Linked DNA regions of Homo sapiens: region 1 is linked to region 2. Evidence: chromatin loops called from intact Hi-C (ENCODE). Cell type or tissue: B cell. All regions are shown on one strand. Links, peaks and the distances in the headings refer to the core of each region. The heading gives the core; the rest is flanking DNA. Region 1 holds the start of RAB44 (RAB44, member RAS oncogene family). Region 2 overlaps PNPLA1 (patatin like domain 1, omega-hydroxyceramide transacylase).

Region 1 (12,082 bases), core at 2,855-10,854, 390 kb before region 2:
TCCGGGTATCCATCACTGTCTCACCAAAGGGCGCTCAGAACTGGGTCTGCTCTCCACTTGGCTGGCTTCAATAGCTGTAAATAATAGCCACAGTCGCTAAACCCCAGTGGTCCAAGTCAGTGGGCCTGAGAGACCACCTAGTGTCTTGTTCCAGTCTACTTATCCTCACTCCTCCTCTCCTAACTAACAGAGAAACTGAGGCTCTGAGAAACCAGGTGACTTGCCCTAGGTCACACAGCCATTTACGGGTAGTGATGTACCCCAGCCTCTTGCCCAAGTGCTTTCCCATCCCCTCCCTTAGACCATGCAGAGAGCTCCAAATGCAGGAGAAAAGAGGGCTCTGCCTTTTGCACCCTTGACATAGAAGTTAAACAGGGACCCCAGCTCCCTCCCCCATCCTCATCCTTCCAAAGAAAAAGAAGCATTGCAACCTTGGGATGGCTCCTACCTCTCAAAGGCTCCCAGTGGAACACACAGCCCTGGGCTCTGGGACCTGGTGGTAGGGTGACTGCTGCCCTGCGGAGCCCACGAGCTCTAGAACTGTTAACAGTCTTGTCTTGCTTAATCTCCCTTTCCGTTCCCCAGCGAGCCAATCTCCTGTGCTCATCTACAGGACTTCCTGTGGAAGCGACCACTGGCGGCCCTTTCACAATTTTGCCTGGCACCCCCAGGCATCCCTGCCCTGATTGGTGTCTTGAAGTGGAGAATGCTGGAGCTGGCAGGGAGGCCCTCCTAAGCAGAGGCTCCAAAGAGTGAGATGGACTGCTCAAGATCACCCAGCCCTTAGTGGCACAGCCAGGACTGGGCCTCAGTCTCTGGTTGCCAAGGCAATGCCTTATCCCAGACAGCAGCAGGTTGATGGGCACAGCCGTGGCTGAAGCTAAGTGTATGGGATGCCCCGGGAGAACTGCCCATCCTGCCTCACTTCAGGCCCTCACTCTCAGACAGTGTCTTTGAGCCTCAGGGGAGGCTTTATATCTAAACCACCTTTTAGGGAACAATCTAGTCTGATACCAAAATACACTGTAGAGCTACAACCATCAGAACAGTGTGGAATTGGAGCATGACTATAGACAGATGAATCAGTGGAACAGAATAATGAAATAGACTCAAATATTTGTGGGACAGGAATAGACTCAAATATTTGTGGGGATTTAGTGTATCATAAAGGCACCACTTCAAATCATTGGAGAAGAGATGGTTTATTCAATAAACTATGTTGGGAGAATGGGCTAGGTATCTGCAAAAAACAAAGAGCTCTAACTCTAAAAGCATTCCAGATGGATAAAAGACATAAGCATTTTAAAAATCAAAATCACATAATTATATGTTGTTTGGGATTTACTTCAAAATTATTGAAGAGTGTGGAGAATAGGTAGGACATAGATGAAACAAGACTGGCTCTGGACCTGTTCTGATCCCTGCTGGAGTTAATGAGGGTACTGCAGGCTCATTATGTTCTTCTGCTTTTCTGTATGTTTGAACAAATGCCATAAGAAATCATGGCATAGTTCATTTGCCATGGTTGCAGAAGAAGGAAGGAAAGAAAAGGAAGGAAGGAGGGAAGGAAGGGAGGGAGGGAGGGAGGGAGGAAGGAAGGAAGAAGGAAGAGAGAGAAAGAGAAAGAGAAAGAAGAGAGAGAAAGAAAGAGAGAGAAAGAGAAGAAAGAAAAAAGAAAGAAAGAAGAAAGAAACTAAGAAAGAAAGAAAGAAAGAGAAAGAAAGAAAGAAAGAAAGAAAGAAAGAAAGAAAGAAAGAAAGAAAGAAAGAAAGAAAGAAAAAAAGAGGAAGGAAGGAAGGAAAGATAGATCTGTCATGGGATAGGCTGGGTGTGGTGGCTCATGCCTGTAATCCCAGCACTCTGAGAGGCTGAGGCAGGAGGATCGCCTGAGCCCAGGAATTCAAGACCAGTCTGGACAACATAGTGAGACCCCGTCTCCATTAAAAAATAATAATAATAAAGAAGGAGAAGAAGAAGGAGGAGGAGGAGGAAGAAGAAGAAGAAGAAGAGAAAGAAGAAAAAAAGGAAGAAAGAGATCATGGGATAATTTTTAAATAATCTTGGATTAGGCAAGGCCTTTCCAGATATATCACAAAGCATTAGAAGCCACAAAAGAAAATATTGAGCCATTCAACCATACGGAAACTTTTTAAAAATAAATAAAACTGAATGGCAAAAAAAGGTCACCACTGATAAGTCAAAAGGCAAACTCTGAAAAAATACTTACGTATCATAGAAAATAAGTTAATTTCCTCCCTCTGTAAAGAACTCCTGCAGATCAATGAAAGACCAATAATGCATTAGAGAAATTGGCACCATATGTGAATAAACAATTCATGGAAAAATAAATATCAATGGATTTAAACATATGAAAAATATTTATAAAAGTAAACATTTCTGTTTATAAAAATATAATAAGAGAAATAAAAGATAAAACTACGTACCATCACAAAGAAGATGAGGGTAAAAATAAAAAATAAAACTACACCGAGACATCATTTTCAGCTATTCAATTAGTAAGATCCAAAAAGTGATATATTATGTCATAAAGGATGTAGGAAACACATTCACACATTATTGGCAGGAATATAAACTGGTACAACTTTTATGAAAAGAAGTGTATAATATCTGTCAACATTTAAAATGCAAAAATCTTTCTACCCAGCAATTTCACTTTCAGTCATTGATTCCACAGATGATATACAATATGACAGTATGGAAGGATACTCATTACAGTATTGTCTGTGGTAGCAAAGGATTGGAAATGATCTAAATTTCCATCAGTAGGGAGCTGGTTAAATGAGCTCTGATACATCCGAACATTGGCATACTCTGCACCGTGAAGAAAATGAGAAAGATCCAGGTGGAGTGATATGGAATGACCTTCAAGATATTGTGTCATATGAAAAAAGTAAGGTGCAGAACAGTGAGGATAGTGTGCTTTTTATGAAGAAAAAAGTGTATGTGTGTGTATGAAATATATGCAATAGATAAGGGCCGTGATATAGTTAAGTTTTATGTCCTCACCCAAATCTCATCTTGAATTATACTCCCTATGTGTCAAAGGAAGGAAGTGATTGGATTATGGGGGCAGTTTCCCCCATGCTGTTCTCGTAACAGTGAGTGAATTCTCAAGAGAGCTGATGGTTTTATAAATGGCAGTTTTTCCTGTGCTTATATACTTTCCTCCCCTGCTGCCATGTGAAGAAGGTCCTTGCTTCCCCTCACCTTCCGCCATGATTGTAAGTCTCCTGAGGCCTCCCCAGCCATATGGAACTGTGAGTCAATTAAATCTCTTTCCTTTGTAAATTACCCAGTTTCCGGTATTTCTCTATAGCAGTGTGAAAATGGACTAATACAGGCCAGGTGAGGTGGCTCACACCTGTAATCCTAGCACTTTTGGAGGCTGAGACAGGCAGATTGCTTGAGCCCAGGAGTTAAAGACCAGCCTGGGCAACAAGGTGAAACCTTGTCTCTATAAAAAATAAACAAAATTAGCCAGGCGTGGTGGCGCATGTCTGTAGTACCAGCTACTCGGGAAGCTAAGGTGGGAGGATCGCCTGAGCCCTGGAGGTCAAGGCTGCAGTGAGCCGTGATTGTACCACTGCACTCCAGCCTGGGCGGCAGAATGAGGCCCTGTCTCAAAAAAAGAAAAAAATAGATAAGCACACACATTCATATATGATTGTAAATGCATAGAACATTTCTGACAGGATATACAAGAAACTAGTCAGATTTGGGCTGGATAGAAGTGTTGGGATGGAGGAGGGGGCAGATTTATGTTTCACTGTTTACTTTTAATGTATTTTATGTTGTGTACTATCTGTATACATTACCTATTCAAAAAGAAACTTAACAATAGTATGTACATATACAAAGAGAGACTGATGAAGGAAACATGGTAAAATGTTAACATTTAGGAACAATGGTAAAGGGTATATGGGGATTATTTTACTATATTTGCAACTTCTCTGGATGTATAAGATTATTTCAAAACAAAAAGTTTTAAAAATTATTAAATTTAATTTCTAAATAAATGAATATTCTCACAACCAACTATCTGAGGAAATTGATACTCAGAGAGTTTCTGAGGCTTTATTGAACTAAATAAGGTACTCATTTATTTATTATTATTATTATTTTTGAGACAGGGCCTCACTCTGTTGCTTAGGCTGGAGTGCAATGGCACAATCATAGCTCACTACAGCCTCCCGGGCTTAAGAGATCCTTACACCTCAGCCTCCCAAGTAGCTGGGATTATAGGCATGCACCAACACACCCAGCTAATTATTGTATTTTTCGTAGAGATAGGGGTTTCACCATGTTGTCCAGGCTGGTCTGGAACTCCTGGACTCAAGTGATCCACCTGCCTCGGCCTCCCAAAGTGCTGGGATTACAGGCACTAGCCACCGCACCCGGCTTATTTATTCAACAAATGTTTATTAAGCACTTCTAGGTGCTGGACACTGTGCTACGAAATACAAAATATAGAAAATATAGAATATGAAAATGTAGAAAAATGTAGGGTAAAAAAAGCCATATGTAATATAATGCCAAACAGTGGTAATTGTTTTGAAGAAAAGCAAAGTAGACTGAAGGGCTAGAATGGTGGTGTGAGGTGTATTTTAGATGAGGTGCTCAGGGGAGGCCTGAGGAGGTGATGTTGGAAAGGACATGTGAGAAAGAAGATCTGGAAGAAGAGGTTCGAGGGGGAGGGAACGGTGAGTGCCGAGGCCCCGAGGCAGGAGCACGCTTTGTGTGCAAGAGAAACAACGAGGAGAGCTCCATGGTGGGAGCACGCGGGAGAGGGAAGGATGGGCGGAGATGGAGACAGAGGAAACAGGCAGGACCCGGAGACCATATGGGCCCATTTGGAGGGCGACATGAACCGACTTAGGTTTGAAAGGGATCCCCCCGCTGCTTTCATTCTGGAGAAGAGGCTGTACTAGGCAAAAGCAGCAGCAGGGAGACCCATGAGGAGTTAACATAATCCAGACAAGAGGCAGTGGCTTGGCCGCGGAGGGCAGTGGTGGAGGTGATGAAAGGTGGCTGGACTCGGGATATGTACTGAAAATAGGGCCAGCGGGGCTTGCTGCTCTATCTGGGCAAATGCAACAAGTCCAGGACCTTCTTTGCAGCAAAGGACTCTCTCCACTCCTCTGAGAACAGAGTGGGGTTGGATTTTTAAGGCCCAGCCCTCAGGATCTCAAGGCATCCTCAGTTTATTTGCCCCCCAACCCTCACCGGCCCTGCTCCCCACCATGGAAATAAAAGGGACATGGGGAAGGCAAGAGTGGTCACACCCTCGCGGGTGGAGCCGGAGTGCCAAGGAGTCCTGCGGGTGCTGAGAGCTCAGCCTGGCCTTGTCCTTGGCACCAGCCCCAGGGAAAAAACCTGCCAGGACACACCAAGCGCTAGGAGAAAAATTAGATCCAGGCACGTTTGGAAACGATGGAGCTAACTGAAAAATACGATGTTGCTGAACTTAAAAACACTGTGCTCGGAACTAGGTTTTGCAAAAATAGAATCAATGGACAAGGATCAAGGGCAGTGAAACTGTTTTACAATTAGGAAAGTTTTCACACTCACTAATTTTTAATTCCTTACAGATGCTTGAAAGCTCTTCACAGCTTGTTAAATCCTGAAGCAACAAACTCTCCATTCTAGGGCCCTGCAGTGTGAGCTGATGTGCAAGCTAGGACCTGAGCCTCCCTGCCTCCAGCTACTGACTCCAAAATAGCTCAAGGAGCTTAGGCAGGTGGGCAATCCCACAGAAAACCAGGGTCAGGGAGCTTGCTTCAAAGCTGCATTTGGGTAGCATTTTACATAAGATTGAGAAAACCTAAGTTACATCAAAGACTGAGGAGGTGCACAGAAAGAGGTGGGTCCCTGCAAGCCTCCTCTTAGAATTGTCACGGCAGCAGTGGCCCTGGGTGAGGCACTTCCCCTTTCTGGTGTATTGAGCAGGCAGTGTGATCTGGAGTCATCAGCGTGGACATCCTGGCCCCTCACCACTTCCTAGGGGCGTGAGCTCAGGCACTATCTGGCCCATATCTGTGTTCACCTAAACCTTTGGTAGATAGTTCCTGGCAGGCTAATGATTTCCCACCTCAAATGTCTTCATCCCTCTGGTTTTCTTCACCATTACAGGAATTTCTTCCACCCCATGAGGAGCAATCTGGACTAGGCCCTAGAGGCAGCCCTATCAGTGATGGACAGTGTCCTTAGATAAGTAGCCTAGATAGCCAGGTGAGTACTCCAGAGAGAAAATTGTAGGGTGTGTTCCACACGGTTTCCTTGAGGCTCCCTAGCAGGTTTAAGCCCCAGTTGCACACAGTGGAACTTGTTCACTGACACCTTTATTGGCCTTCTCCTTTTCTTTCTCACATTCTCTACTTTCCTGCTGTGCCTCCAGGGACTACCTCCCAGGCATTCCACCTGCACACAAGTCCTTGTCTCAAGTTGTTTGGGGAGTGGGGGTTGGGGGTGACTAAGACAGTTACCAGAAATGGCAGAAGCAGGATGGGCTTCTGAAAACAGATCCCTCACCAGTGAAGTGACAACGCGGACCCAAATGCTGGTAGTGAGTAAGGTGGTGATAACTCTTGGCAGACTACAGCATCACAGTGTCCACAATGTGTGTAGTGGATTGGGATGAGGCACAGGTAAAATTTCAGGGGCAACACTGACTTACACTGTAAGTCTAATACTTGAAAGATACAGGGCAATAGTAATGATAAGGATTATGGGGTTGGTTGGCTTTTGTTAATTGCCCTAGAAACCTTGAAGAAAACTCAGGGTATGTTGTGAAGACAGAACTCCATAACAGCATTCTAAATGACACTTATCTCTCATGGCCCAAGAGTAGGCTGTGCTGAAAATCAGGCCCAGGATCTGATTGTAAAAGGGGTGAAGCTTCAAGAGAGACTAAAGGCACAGCCTCAGCAGACCTACTACCCTAGGGTCAGAATTCTGATAGGGAAAGAATGGGGCATTAGGACCTGAATGGAGATATTTGGATAGACGCACTTGAGAAGCTTGTACCCTCAGCTTCCTTGAGCCTTCTAGGCCTGCAGAAGGGCTCCTTCCGTTACTAGAGAACAATCACCCATAACCTGAAGACCACACTAATGACTCACCTGAGGTGGATGTCTCACAAGGTGATGCTTATCTTCCTAAAGATCCTTCCCTCCTTTCCTCACTGCCTCTAGACCAGGGTCAAAAAACATTTTCTTAAAGGGCAAGAGAGTAAATATTTTAGATATGCAGGCCATGTGGTCTCTGTTGCAACTATTCGATTCTACTTTTGCACTTAAAACGACAGTGCAAAAACAACCATGGGCAACAGGTAAACAAATAAGTGTGCGTGCATTCCAATAAAACTTTCTATACAAAAACAGGCAGCTGGTGCATGGAACTATGGTTTGCCTACCCCTGCTCTAGACCAGTAATTAGGGTCAGGTCTTACCATTGCCCAAGCAGGAAAGTATATAGTCCCCATTGCTGGAGGAAATAGCTTATTCACAAAAAAAAGCTACAGGTCTGGCTGACAAATATTAGTAGGAACAGGAAAACACATATAGGAGGAGATCTTGAGGATGTGGGACTGGGGCTGGGAGGAGCTGAGGAATACAAAGCTAGATAAAGAGGGTTTTATGGAGGGACCCTTCCTTTGACTCAGAATTTAACATCCTGGCGAGACCACTGGAACTGGTCTTAACACACTGCTGAATTGGTCCTTAAGGTTTAGACACAGTGATGGCTGACAGTGAGGTGGCAATGCTGAAACAGCCTTGGAAGAGTACTAATGACGGATTAGAAGGCTCAGAGACGAGGGCCCAAAAGGCCTTCCCTTTGCAAAGCAATAAAGAAGTGCCTAGTGAAAGGAGCTCAGTGCTGGGTGTCCTCCATAGCCCAGGTTGACAGAGGAGATACTCCCATGGAATGCCATGGCCACTGTCGATGGAGACATTAAGGTTCTGGAAGAGCAGAGACCACATAGGGCCACTTAATCATCAGAGGCAAGGTGGACACAATTATAATGACAGGCAGCAAGGCCTGAATGTTAACCAGGGGTCTTTGGTCTGCAGGGCTCTGCAGCAGTGGTGTCCTTAGGGCAAGAGAGGTGAGCATTTAATGAGAGTCTTGCTTGACTTAACCACAAAAGATCAAGGTGAGTGAGCAGAGGCTGATGTCAGCTGCCGAGACAGAAAATCGCAATCTCTTACCTAGTTTCCAGCTTTGAGCCAGTTCTGACCCAGGACGCACTGATGGAAGAGAAAGATCCGTAATGCCACTATAAACATATAAAATAAACGTTTCCTTGATTCTTCCCGAAAGCACCCTCTGGCTATTTACCGGAATAGCTGTACAGTGTGGAACTGGGAATAACCAGATCATTTGAGGTCTGTTAGATAAAGGGTTTGAGCTTTCACTGCTTCTAGATGACCCAAAACACCATTATAGCCTCCTTTCAGAGAGGGGGACATAGAAGGCCAGATGGTAATAGAGTCCTAGCCAAGCTCATCTCCCAGTGAGTCTGTGGACCTACTCTATGGTTATTTCCTAGCCCTTGAGTACAAATTGGGATGCATAGCTTCACAGATAGTAGAACTCTCACATTCTGCCACATTCTCACGTTCTCTGTCATCTGTAGAATAAGAGCCATTATAGAAAGAAAGACCAAGTAGAAGTCTCTAAAATTATCCCGCTGGTCAAGGTAGTAAATCAGAAGCAATAGCATATCCCAGGTGGGTAGAAATTAGTGATTCCCTCAGAGACTTAAAGGATACTGAGGTGGTCCCTATAGTATCTCCATAGGATCCACCACATACTGCCCCTGTAAAAACCCACTGAAGCATGGTGATTGATGATTATCCACGGGGCAGCCCTAATCACAGCCATGATCAGATACCGTATCCTTACTAGAATAGTCTACACAGCCTCTGATGGTAAGAAGCCAATACTATGACAAGTGTGTTCTTTTCAATCCGTATCAGGAAAGGGGATCAAAAGTGGTTCACATCCACTTTCCCTACAACAATTTAGAGATCTATCAAATCATTAAAGTTTTAAGTGGTCAAATAAACTGGGGCATGCTGGGTCATTCCCTCTGTGGTAAAGGACAACTTAGTATATCTTGCACCTCTTACCATTTTTTTTTCTTTTTTTTAAATTATACTTTAAGTTCTAGGGTACATGAGCACAATGTGCAGGTTTGATACATAGGTATACATGTGCCATGTTGGTTTGCTGCACCCATCAACTCATCATTTACATTAGGTATTTCTCCTAATGCTATCCCTCCCCCAGGCCCCCACCCCCCTCTTACCACTTTTTAATTTGGGTTTCAGAGGCAGTGTACTAAAGATCACTCCAGCCCATTTATTGGATGATTTAGTAAGCTGCCATGTTTAAGCAGCGGCCGGAGCAAGAGAGGGCTCTGAAACAGGTGCAGGCTATGGGACAAGCACTTGGGTCACACGCCCCAGTGTATTCCCTGGTCCTGGACTTTTATCTGTGGATAAGTAGACAGTTGTGAAGTCCCTGGAAGTCCCCTCTGGCGGGGAGAGTCTCGTTTCAGAACTCTATGATTCTAGTAGAAAGCTCTGCCCTGTGCAGTAGAGAATTATTCCACATTTGAAAAGTAGTTCTGGGCCAAATTGCAGTGTTGGGAGCAAATAAATGATTATTGTTTTAAGCCACTCAGTCTTGGGGTGGTTAATTATGAATAGACAACCAGAAGATGCATGCAACAGCACCTTGTTTTTTGTAATGTTGGATAACTTTCCACTATATAAATATACCACAATTTGCATATCTATTCTGTTATGGACATTTCAGTTATTTCTAGCTTGGGTCTGTTAATAATAATGCTGCTGGAAGCATTCTTTTGGTTTTTTTCTTTTTGAGGGAGACAGACAAGGTCTCACTCTGTTGCCCAGGCTGGAGTGCAGTGGTGCAGTCAGGGCTCACTGCAGCCTCGACTTCCCAAGCTCCTCAAGTGATCCTCCCACCTCAGCCTCCCAGGTAGCTGGGACTACAGGCACGCTCCACCACGCCTGGCTATTTTTTTTTTTTTTTTTTTTGTAGAGATAAGAGTCTCGCTATGTTGCCCAAACTGGTCTCACACTCTTGGGCTCAAGCCGTCCTCCTGCCTTAGCCTCCCAAAGTGCTGGGATTATAGGTGTGAGCCACTGTGTAGAACATTCTTATGCCTTTTTCAGTGGAAATATGAACTCATTTCTCTCGAGAACATGTCCAGGAATAGAATTACTGGGTCATGAGGTAGCCATGAAGGTAGGCATCTTTAGAAGATATTACCAAACAGTTTTTTATTTATGTATTTATTTGAGATGAATCTCACTGTCACCCTGGAAGAGGCTGGAGTACAGTGGTATGATCTCAGCTGACTGCAACCTCTGCCTCCTGGGTTCAAGTGATCCTCCCACCTCAGCCTTCCAAGTAGCTGGGATTACAAGCGTGCACCACCATGCCCAGCTAATTTTTGTATTTTTAGTAGAGATTTCACCATGTTGGCCAGGCTGGTCTTGAACCCTTGGCCTCAAGTGATCTCCTGCCTCAGCCTCCCGAAGCACTGGGATTCTAGGTGTGAGCCACTGCGCCCGGCCCAAACAGTTTTTTTAAATAAGAGATCCAGTTGCTCCATAACCTTGCCAATGCTTGGCACTGTCAGTCTTTTTTAATCATTCTGGTAAGTGTATGGTGGTATCTTATTGTGGTATCTTAATTTGCATTTATCTGATGAATAATGATGTTAAGCTATAATATATTCTTTACAAAAAGATTACACAACAAACCAAAATATTGACATTGGTGATCTTTGCAGAGGTGTGACAGTAGTTTTTGTTTTGCTGTTGTTTTTTGCAGCAGTCTTTCTGTTTGCTAAGTTTTCTGCATTCTCTAAATTTAAATGCTTAATTTTTAAAATTATTTAATTATGAAATCCTTCCCAAAAGCCCATTTATTTGTTCTTATAAGGTATAATAACCACAATAGTAATATTACAAGTAAAGTCACTAAGAATCATTTATTGAGCACCTGCTGTATATTCAGCATTGTGGGAGGAGCTGTGAAAGACACAGAACAGTACAGGGTGTGGTCCCTGCCCTCGAGAGGTTTACAGTCTAGGTGGAGAAACGGGAACCAGGACACATGGGGAGCCGAGAGAAAACAGTCCAGGCCAGTATGTTACAGGAGCTGGAAGGTGTTTGGGGTCAGACCCCAATACTCCAAGTACACTAAGCACTTCAGTGCCTCCAGGGGCTCAACGTTAGTGCCAGGAAAGACAACTACTCCCAGCCCCATATGAGCCCACGTGGCATGCCCTGTCCATAGCCTCTACTGCCACCATCTTAAAATGTCTGACTCCTTGTTCCGCTGCTAATCAAAGTGCAATGAACTGGGGAGGGATGGGGTGGATGAGGAAGGTCGCTGGACGATTTGAGGGGCCAGTGTCTCCCTCCTAGAAAGATCTACTCCCCCATCATATACCCCTAACACAGAGATAACCCCACTCAAGGGGGCCTGTGCCACCACATGGGACCCTCACCCCCACAGCTAGAGGAGGGGGCGGTCGCTGCTTGAGCTGCCTGAGGTAGAACTAGGGTGCCCTTCTTCTTGTGTGTCCCTTCCCCTTCCAGTCCATTGAGCTGGGGGTGGGGGTGGGACAGGCACCTCAGAGCCACCTGGAGCTGAGAGGGTACTGAAGGGAAAGGACAAGGGGGAGGGACAGCAGCAGAGGGGAATTGCAGAGCCCAGCTGGAGAAAAAGGGTAGCTGGGGCTCCTCAAAAGGTACAGGGGAGCCAAAGAGGGAAAAGGCTCAACACTGAGACGGGCTCCCCAGTGCAGGTCAGAGGGGCCATGAGGGCAGGCGGGGTGGTCTGCTCCAGGACCCCACCTTCCCCCTGCCTTCACAAGACAGAGGGGGGTATCAAGAGCCAGGAGGGTACCAGGTCCCCAGCTCAGCCCTAGGCTGTGCTCACTTCAGGGTCACCCTGCCCAACCTTAGAGGAGGTGAGGGGACTCCAAAGTTTTTGATGATGCCCCCACTCGGTGAGG
Region 2 (8,000 bases), core at 1-8,000:
AACTTATGCCTAAGCTCAAAATTGTTAAATTTATACAAACTCTTTCAAAAAGTTTTATGGTTAAAATTATACTTAATGTGGGAAGCAGGTAAATTTTAATATGCTTGATGTGAGAGAGAGTGCAAACATTAAAAGCAGGAATGCCTCAGGCCCTGCTCTCTCAATACCTGCAGCTGTGGTCATGGAGAAACCCAGCTACTGCCAGAGTGGTCCCAAGGCAGGGAGGGATGAGAGGGGGGCTGGGGTTGTGGGGAGAAATACCCTTGACCCAACTTCTGATCTCCTGCTGTGCCTCCCCCACCACCAGTACAAACGGCATTCAGCCAGCAAGGGAGCCTGGGTAATGTGGTCCTCAGGGAAGTTTTTAAAAAAGCAGATCCCCAGGTCCTCTCATAGTTATTGCAAAGATATAATGGAGTGTATGTTATGCAACCCAGACACTTGATGTGCATAATAAAAAAGATTTTCTGGGGACAGTCTACAGTCTAGTACTATCAGGTCATTATCATGCTAATAGAAAATAGTTCGGAGTAAGGAAGGCCTTTGATAGAGACCCTTAATTCATTTCATGCAGGAGCTACCTAAGGCTGGGAGGTAGGATGCCTGCAGGCCCTCTTGGAACTGTGGCATCACCAGAGAGTAAAATATGAGGGCAGGGGATGCACATTCTTGCACTGCACTCAGAGAAGGAGCATCCCCAGTGTGCAGGAGAAGAGAATGACATCATCACCACGGACAGGCTCCTTCCCCACACACTGCCCTAACTGAACAAGAGAAGGCAGCTTTGTGAGATGTAAAGGGGTGGACCTGGAATCACACAATCACACACACCAGAAAAGGATCCCAGAGTTCCTGGGGCAGCTAAGGTGGTGGAAGATATCGCTTAGCCGGGCTTGCTTCTTCCGTCCAAAGGAAAGAGCGTGCTCCACGAAGGGGAAACTTACGTTACATAAGGCTTGCTGACGGTTTCCTTCACATGAACCAGAGGCACGGCGCTTTTTGGTTTTGAAGAGACAAGAAGAGCTACAGCTAAAAGTAAAGATATAGGAAACGGGAGTGAGATGGGGAGGGGGGATATGGAGTCATTTTTGAAATAGCAATAGTCAGTAAATGAGAATGTTTAAAAACAGCAAAGAACTCTCTTGTCCTCAAATTCTCATCTTTACAACCAGAGTCATGTCGTGGGACTTGACTGAGACGCAGGCCCGCGGCATCTGTGGAGCGGCTGACTCGGACCCTTGGTGGAACATTAGAAACAACTCCCAGGGGCAGGCCCGGTGGCTCATGCCTGTAATCCCGGCGCTTTGGGAGGCCAAGGCGGGCAGATCACTTGAGGCCAGGAATTTGAGACCAGTCTGGCCAACATGGTGAAACCCTGTCTCTACTAAAAATACAAAAATTTAGCTGGGTGTTGTAGTGCATGCCTGTGATCTCAGCTACTCGGGAGGCTGAGGTAAGAGAATCACCTGAGCCTCAAAAGTTGAGAGTGCAGTGAGCCGGGAGTGAGATACTGTCTCCTCCTCCACCACCAAAAAAAAAAAAAAAAAAAAAAGAGAAAAGTAAAGAAAAATAAGGAAAAGAAAAGAAATAGCTCCCTCGCAGAAAGCAGCATGTTAGGGAAGGTTTTCAGGAAAATCCCCTGAAGGGGCCTGGACTTTCCATCACATGCTTCATGTAATGCTTTTTGTTTGTTTCTTAGAACAGAGTATTAATAGTTTCATGGCCATTACTCTTAAGTAAGCTCTTTACATGTTTTTAATGAGTATGGGGATACATAATACATGAAGGTTAATATGTAATTATGTATTATATATAAATAAAGGTAATATAAAGTATATGTGGGTTCTTCTGAAGTTATTTTGTTAGAGACTTGTTGTATGTCCCTAACTCTCCCAAATCTATTCACAATGAGGCTTGTCCTTTTGTTTTTGGATATTCCTAGGGCTTTTAACAATTTTCCTGTTCCCCAATGCCACCAATGGCCATCATTAAATGACTGATACCACTAAACTCTAGGGCAGGGGTGTCCAATCTTTTGGCTTCCTTGGGCCACACTGGAAGAAGAATTGTCTTGGGCCACACATAAAATACACTAACAGTAATGATAGCTGATGAGCTGAAAAAAAATCCAAAAAAAATCTCACAATGTTTTAAGAAAGTTAATGAATTTTTTATAGACTGGTGCATTCAGAACCATCTGGGCCGCGGGTTGGATAAACTTGCTCTAGGGGGTCTCAGCTCTGCCTAACTCACATAGATGGCCTAGGATGTCACCATTGAGGCTCAGCTGTAAGCTATAACATGGCTTCTCAATCTCAGTACATGCTATTGACACTAACGGTCAGAAAGCACTTTGTGCAGAGACTTCTGTGCACTACAGGATATTTTTCAGTGTCCCCAGCCTGTAACCACTAGGTGACAACCAAAATGTCTGCAGACATTGCTAAATGTCTCCTGGAGACAAAATCACTCCCAGTAGAGAATCACTAGACTATATATGCCCTCTATCCACCCCCGATATGAGTGAGGAATGCCGACTTGGGGTGCAGGATTGCTCAGGTACCTGAAGATGGCCGCCTTCATGCACAGGTGTGGTTAATGTAAAACAAGTGTTTTGTATTTAACAGGAAATAAGAGAGCAGGTAAAACACTGCGCCCAATTTTCTGACTTTTTTTTTTTTTTTTTTTTTTCCTGAGACGGAGTCTCACTCTGTCGCCCAGGCTGGAGTGCAGTGGCACGATCTCTACTCACTGCAACCTCCGCCTCCCAGGTTCAAGTGATCCTCCTGCCTCAGCCTCTTGAGTAGCTGGGACTGCAGGTACTTGCCACCATGCCCGGCTAATTTTTTGTATTTTTAGTAGAGATGGGGTTTCACCACGTTGGCTAGGCTGGTCTCGAACTCCTGACTGAAAGTGACTTGCCTGCCTCTGCCTCTCAAAGGCATGAGTCACAGCCTAATTTTCTTAATGGTGTTTTGTTTTTGTCTCATTAAAAGAGTCAAAGTAAACCTGTTCCAAAGAAAGGGCATCTCTACCAAGTTGGGGCTAATTCCCAGATGAGGAGACATTGCCGATCTGTGACGTTTACCATAATAGCTCTGGAAGTTTGGCTGAGGACCATGAGCACCCTACAATCTGGCTTCAGTCCTTCATTTGGGTCTCTGTCCCTCTGTCTCCACCCAGACCATCCATGGTGGCCACACACAAGTCCTCTCCTTCCTAAAGTACCTTGAAAGTACCCTGCACATTCCTGCACTGCACCTGAGCATTTTAAATAAACAAAATCGGAAATGCTCTTTCTACTCCAACCCATCCAATCCCACAAACCACGATGTTCAAAATCCTGCCCATTTAAGCTCACCTGTCACCTCCAAGAAGCTTTTCATACTGCCCCAGAGATAAGTGGTCTTATTCTCTACGAATACCCTCCAACACTGTGTTTTTATTAGTTATATAGTACTTAATACTTCTGATATATATATATTTTTTAAATGGAGTTTCACTCTTGTTGCCCAGGCTGGAGTGCAATGGCACAATCTTGGCTCCCTGCAACCTCCACCTCCTGGGTTCAAGCGATTATCCTGCCTCAGCCTCCCAAGTAGCTGGGATTACAGGCATGCACCACCAAGTTTGGCTGATTTTTTTGTATTTAGTAGAGATGGGGTTTCACCATGTTGGTCAGGCTGGTCTTGAACTCCTGACCTCAGGTGATCCACCCGCTTTGGCCTCCCAAAGTGCTGGAATTACAGGTGTGAGTGACCACACCCAGTCCCTGATTGTATTTTTGAGGTTAGTATCCCTGTTATCTCCTCTGCTGAAAGGGAGATTTCCTGAGTAAGGAATTGAGAACGTTTTATCTTTGCAGGCCCTATAGTGGTGCTTCTGAAACCGTCTGTAGTAGTAAGGAAACAGTTTTTTAAAAATTTCTGGCTGGGCGCGGTGGCTCACGCCTGTAGTCCCAGCACTTTGGGAGGCCAAGGCGGGCAGATCACAAAGTCAGGAGATTGAGACCATCCTGGCTAACACAGTGAAACCTGTCTTTACTAAAAATACAAAAAATTAGCCAGGCGTGGTGGCGGGCATCTGTAGTCCCAGCTACTCGGGAGGCTGAGGCAGAAGAATGGCGTGAACCCGGGAGGCAGAACTGGCAGTGAGCCAAGATCACGCCACTGCACTCTAGCCTGGGCGACAGAGCGAGATTCCATCTAAAAAAAAAAATTTCTTTGTAGTCTATAACAAACTAGTAATTTTGTGAAATACAATGCAAATGAATTAGTAAAAAATGGTCAAGCTCCGGGATGTTGTGGAAATACCTTAGTGCTATAAACGTTTCTAAATGATTACTCTTAATTTCTGCACACCCTCCGTGGTGGGCTAGTAACACACAGTTGAGGGCTGGGTTGGTCTGCGGACCACTCTTTGAGTAGCACGCCCAGCACAGCAGGTTTCACAGTAAAAATCTACTGGCCCAGCGGTCTCAAATGTGAGCAGGCAAAAAATCACCTGGAGGGCTTGTAAAAAAGGCAGCTGGGCCGCACCTCCAAAGTTGGTAATTTAGTAGGTCTGCAGTAGGACCTGAGAACTGTAATTTCTAGCAAGTTCCCAGGTGATGCTTTTGCTGCCGGTAGGGGGATCGCACTTTGAGAAGCACTGCACCAAGGGAAATGAACCAATGTCTATTACACTGCCCCCTTGTGGCGGACTGTCCTCATAATGGACAGAGATGCTAAAGCTCACTGCTAACTTCAGCCACGCACCCCTAAAGAAGCGGTTATCAGCCCTGGTGTCCTTGCTCGCTTGCCAAGGGGCTCCAGGCATGAGAAAGTCATAACAAGCCAGAAGGGTCCATACCTTGGGGCTGTTCTTGGCCTAGTTCCTCCACAGGTGGCTGAGCAGGGAAGGCTGAAAGAGAACTTCGGGGCAGTGTTTGAGGTGCCCCCACAGTTGAAGGCCCCAGGGATGGCCTGGGTGAAGTGGGTGCCTGAGAGTGTAGGGATCTGGCTGGTGATCCAGACGGTTGTACCTGCTGCTGAGGTGACAGAGGTGACAGTCCAGGTGGTGGGGTGGGCAGTGATGAACCAGGTGTGGAGCTGGGTGGCTTGTGCACAGCTGGGAATGATACAGGTGGCATGCCACTTAGAGAAAGTGGAGTTGAAGAGGCCAGTGGCTGTGCAGGTGGCTGCTCAAGTGGAGAGACTGGTGCTGAAACAGGTGACTCGCATGTGAATTCAAGTGTCTGCACAGGTTGGGACACAGGCGGACCATGGCTGCCCCTTCCATCCCCTTTGGGAACCCACTCCTTGTGAGGTTGTGTGGCTCCTTCCAGACTGGCCTGCCGTGCTCGAAGGCTTGGTTGACTGCGTTCAGGGCACTCATTGCCAAGGGCGAGTTCTATCTGGCAGTACACTTCCACCCGGGGGAAAATCACTCTCTTGGAGGAAGAATTAAGATAAACAGCATCTAGGATAAACAATAGCATGGGGTGTTACTCAGCCCTGGCAGCAGCATGGCCTTTGCAAAAATGGTTTCTTGAGTTATTTTCCTAAACAGGAACAGTGCTTTTCAAAGGTCTTTCTGTACTTACTTGAATTTACAGTGAGTGAAAACAAACGTGATGGTTTCTGGCACTTACGGTGTAGTGTGGGGAAGCAGGCGTTGCCCACCCAAATTATCTAGAGTTTCAACTGAGGCAAGTGCAGGAAGAGAGGAATGTGGTGCTGTGAGAGAGGGCAGGTCATCTGAGGGATTGGCAGTGAGTAGAGATCTGAAGGGTACGTGGCCCAGGATGGTCAGGGCGGGGTGGTGAGGGTGTTTCAGCAGAGGGAACAGCACACACAAAGGCCACAAAGTTTGAGGACACACCAGGTGGTCGGGGGCCTGAAAGGTCAGTGTGGGGCGGGGGTACTGTGCTGGGGGAGGAGGCTGAGGAGGCGGCAGGGGCCGGACCATGTCAGGGCTGTAGGCAGCAGCTAGGATCCTTAGTTTTCATGGCAAGCATTATTGTAGCATGACTTTTAGGCAGGGGAGGTAATCAGCTGAGGCTGGTTCTGAGAAGGTCACTGTGGCTGTAAGACTCATTGAGAAAGGTGAAAGGGTTGCCTGAGCCTGGGAAGCTGAAGCTTCAGTGAGCCATGATCGTGCCACTACGCTCCAGCTTGGGTGACAGAGTGAGAACCTGTCTCAAAAATAGTGGGTGGGTGGGGGGGCGGGGGGATGGCGTTTATCTAGGCCACATAACAGCCCTTAAATAAGAAAACAAACAATTCAGTTTTTAAAATGTGTGAAAGAGCCAACTGAAAGGGCTCCCAATGGCCAAAGCTGGAACAATTTGAAGAACACAATAAAGTAGTATTGAATAATAACCCAAAGTATAACATAACCATGAATCCATACTGATATAAACATATATTACGTAGGTAAGTAAATCAGGGAGAAGAGAGAAAGCTCCCCTGCAGAAGAATTCTTAGTAATTTATGTAGATGCTTGACCCTTTAGGAAGTGGAGCATAACTTCTCACTCCTTAAATATGAGCTGTGCACAGTGACTTTCTTCCAAAAACTGCAGTAAGGATAGAGGGAGAAAGAGTACTTCACAATGGAGAAACCCGATGGACACTACCTCGGCCAGGCGGTCATGGTCAACATCAGCAGGGATACGTCATGTTGGCAGCACGTGCCCATGAGGTAACGTGATGTGAATAGCACCTTACCTCTGTGGTCTCCTCCCCAGAACTCAAAACCCCAGCTTAATCTTGAGAAAAACATCAGACAAACCCCAACTGAGGGACGTTCTACAAAATACCTGACCGATAGTCAACTCTGTCAAGGTCATCAAGAATAAGAAAAGTCTCTGTAATCCCAGCACTTTGGGAGGCCGAGGCGGGCGGATTATGAGGTCAGGAGATTGAGACCATCCTGGCTAACACGGTGAAACCCCATCTCTACTAAAAATACAAAAAATTAGCCGGGGGTAGTGGCATGCACCTGTAGCCCCAGCTACTCGGGAGGCTGAGGCAGGAGAATGGCATGAACCCGGGAGGTGGAGCTTGCAGTGAGCCAAGATTGCACCACTGCACTCCAGCCTGGGTGACACAGCAAGACTCTGTCTCTCTCTCTCTCTCTCTCTCTCTCTCTCTCTCTCTCACACACACACACACACAAGAATAAGAAAAGTCTGAGAAACTGTTATAGGCAAGAGGAAACTGAGGAGACGTGACAACAAAATGTAATGTGATCCCTGGGTGGGGGGTCCTGGAACAGAAAAAGAAATTAGGTAAAAACTGAGAAAATCTGAATAAGCAATGGCTCTTAGTTAATAATATGTCAAGATTGGTTCATGAGTTGTAACAAATGTACTGGACTGAATACCGTGTTATATATGTATCATTCTGTAACGTCTAACAGATGTGAGACAAACACCCTGTATTATTTTCACAAGTTATCCATAAATCTAAAACTACCCTAAAAAAACAAAGCTTATTAAGAGTCTAGGTGAGAAATGTACAAAAGAGTGGAACGAATGCTTCACCAAAGAAGATCTATGGGAGGCAAATAGACAAATGAAAAGATGCTCAAAGTCATTAGTCATTAGAGGAATACTGATTAAAACCACAATAAGTTACCGACATGCACCTGTTAGAAGGGCTAAAATGAAAAATTCTGAGCATTAATTAAAAATACCAAAAGTTGGCCGGGCGCAGTGGCTCACGCCTGTAATCCCAGCACTTTGGGAGGCCGAGGCGGGTGGATCACGAGGTCAAGAGATCGAGACCATCCTGGCCAACATGGCGAAACCCCGTCTCTACTAAAAATGCAAAAAATTAGCTGGGCGTGGTAGCGGGCGCCTGTAGTCCCAGCTACTCGGGAGACTGAGGCAGGAGAATGGTGTGAACCCAGGAGGTGGAGCTTGCAGTGAGCCGAGATCATGCCACTGCACTCCAGCCTGGGTGACAGAGCGAGACTCCATCTCAAAAAAAAAAAAAAAAACAGACAAAAAAACAA

The links. A loop is a pair of places that touch in the nucleus more often than their neighbours do. Peaks named below come from ENCODE experiments on the same cell type or tissue, not always from the same donor. Only the 100,000 strongest peaks of a DNase experiment are listed, where the experiment ranks them.
Region 1: a loop joins it to region 2, with 9 times the contacts of the local background. A loop is called at or near these places in 7 of 110 quality-filtered maps.

What each region holds. Positions count from the first base shown.
Region 1 is chr6:36,686,282-36,698,363 of GRCh38, reverse strand. It overlaps CDKN1A (cyclin dependent kinase inhibitor 1A), which reads right to left. Exons shown (of 3, transcript NM_000389.5): 3 at 11,032-12,082. It overlaps RAB44 (RAB44, member RAS oncogene family), which reads right to left and starts at 538. Exons shown (of 14, transcript NM_001257357.2): 1 at 449-538. RefSeq lists a silencer at 10,508-10,587. In B cell, for the core only: no CTCF peak of the experiment used is centred there; DNase peaks (open chromatin) are centred at 5,953 and 9,530; H3K4me3 peaks cover 1,163 bases; H3K27ac peaks cover 4,274 bases.
Region 2 is chr6:36,299,321-36,307,320 of GRCh38, reverse strand. PNPLA1 (patatin like domain 1, omega-hydroxyceramide transacylase) reads right to left here. Exons shown (of 9, transcript NM_001374623.1): 6 at 4,852-5,460; 7 at 945-1,029. Among named protein-coding and RNA genes, the nearest start is that of PNPLA1, 33 kb to the right of the region's middle. RefSeq lists a silencer at 4,763-4,812 and an enhancer at 4,681-5,181. In B cell, for the core only: CTCF peaks have their summits at 4,437 and 4,639; a DNase peak (open chromatin) is centred at 4,660; H3K27me3 peaks cover 621 bases.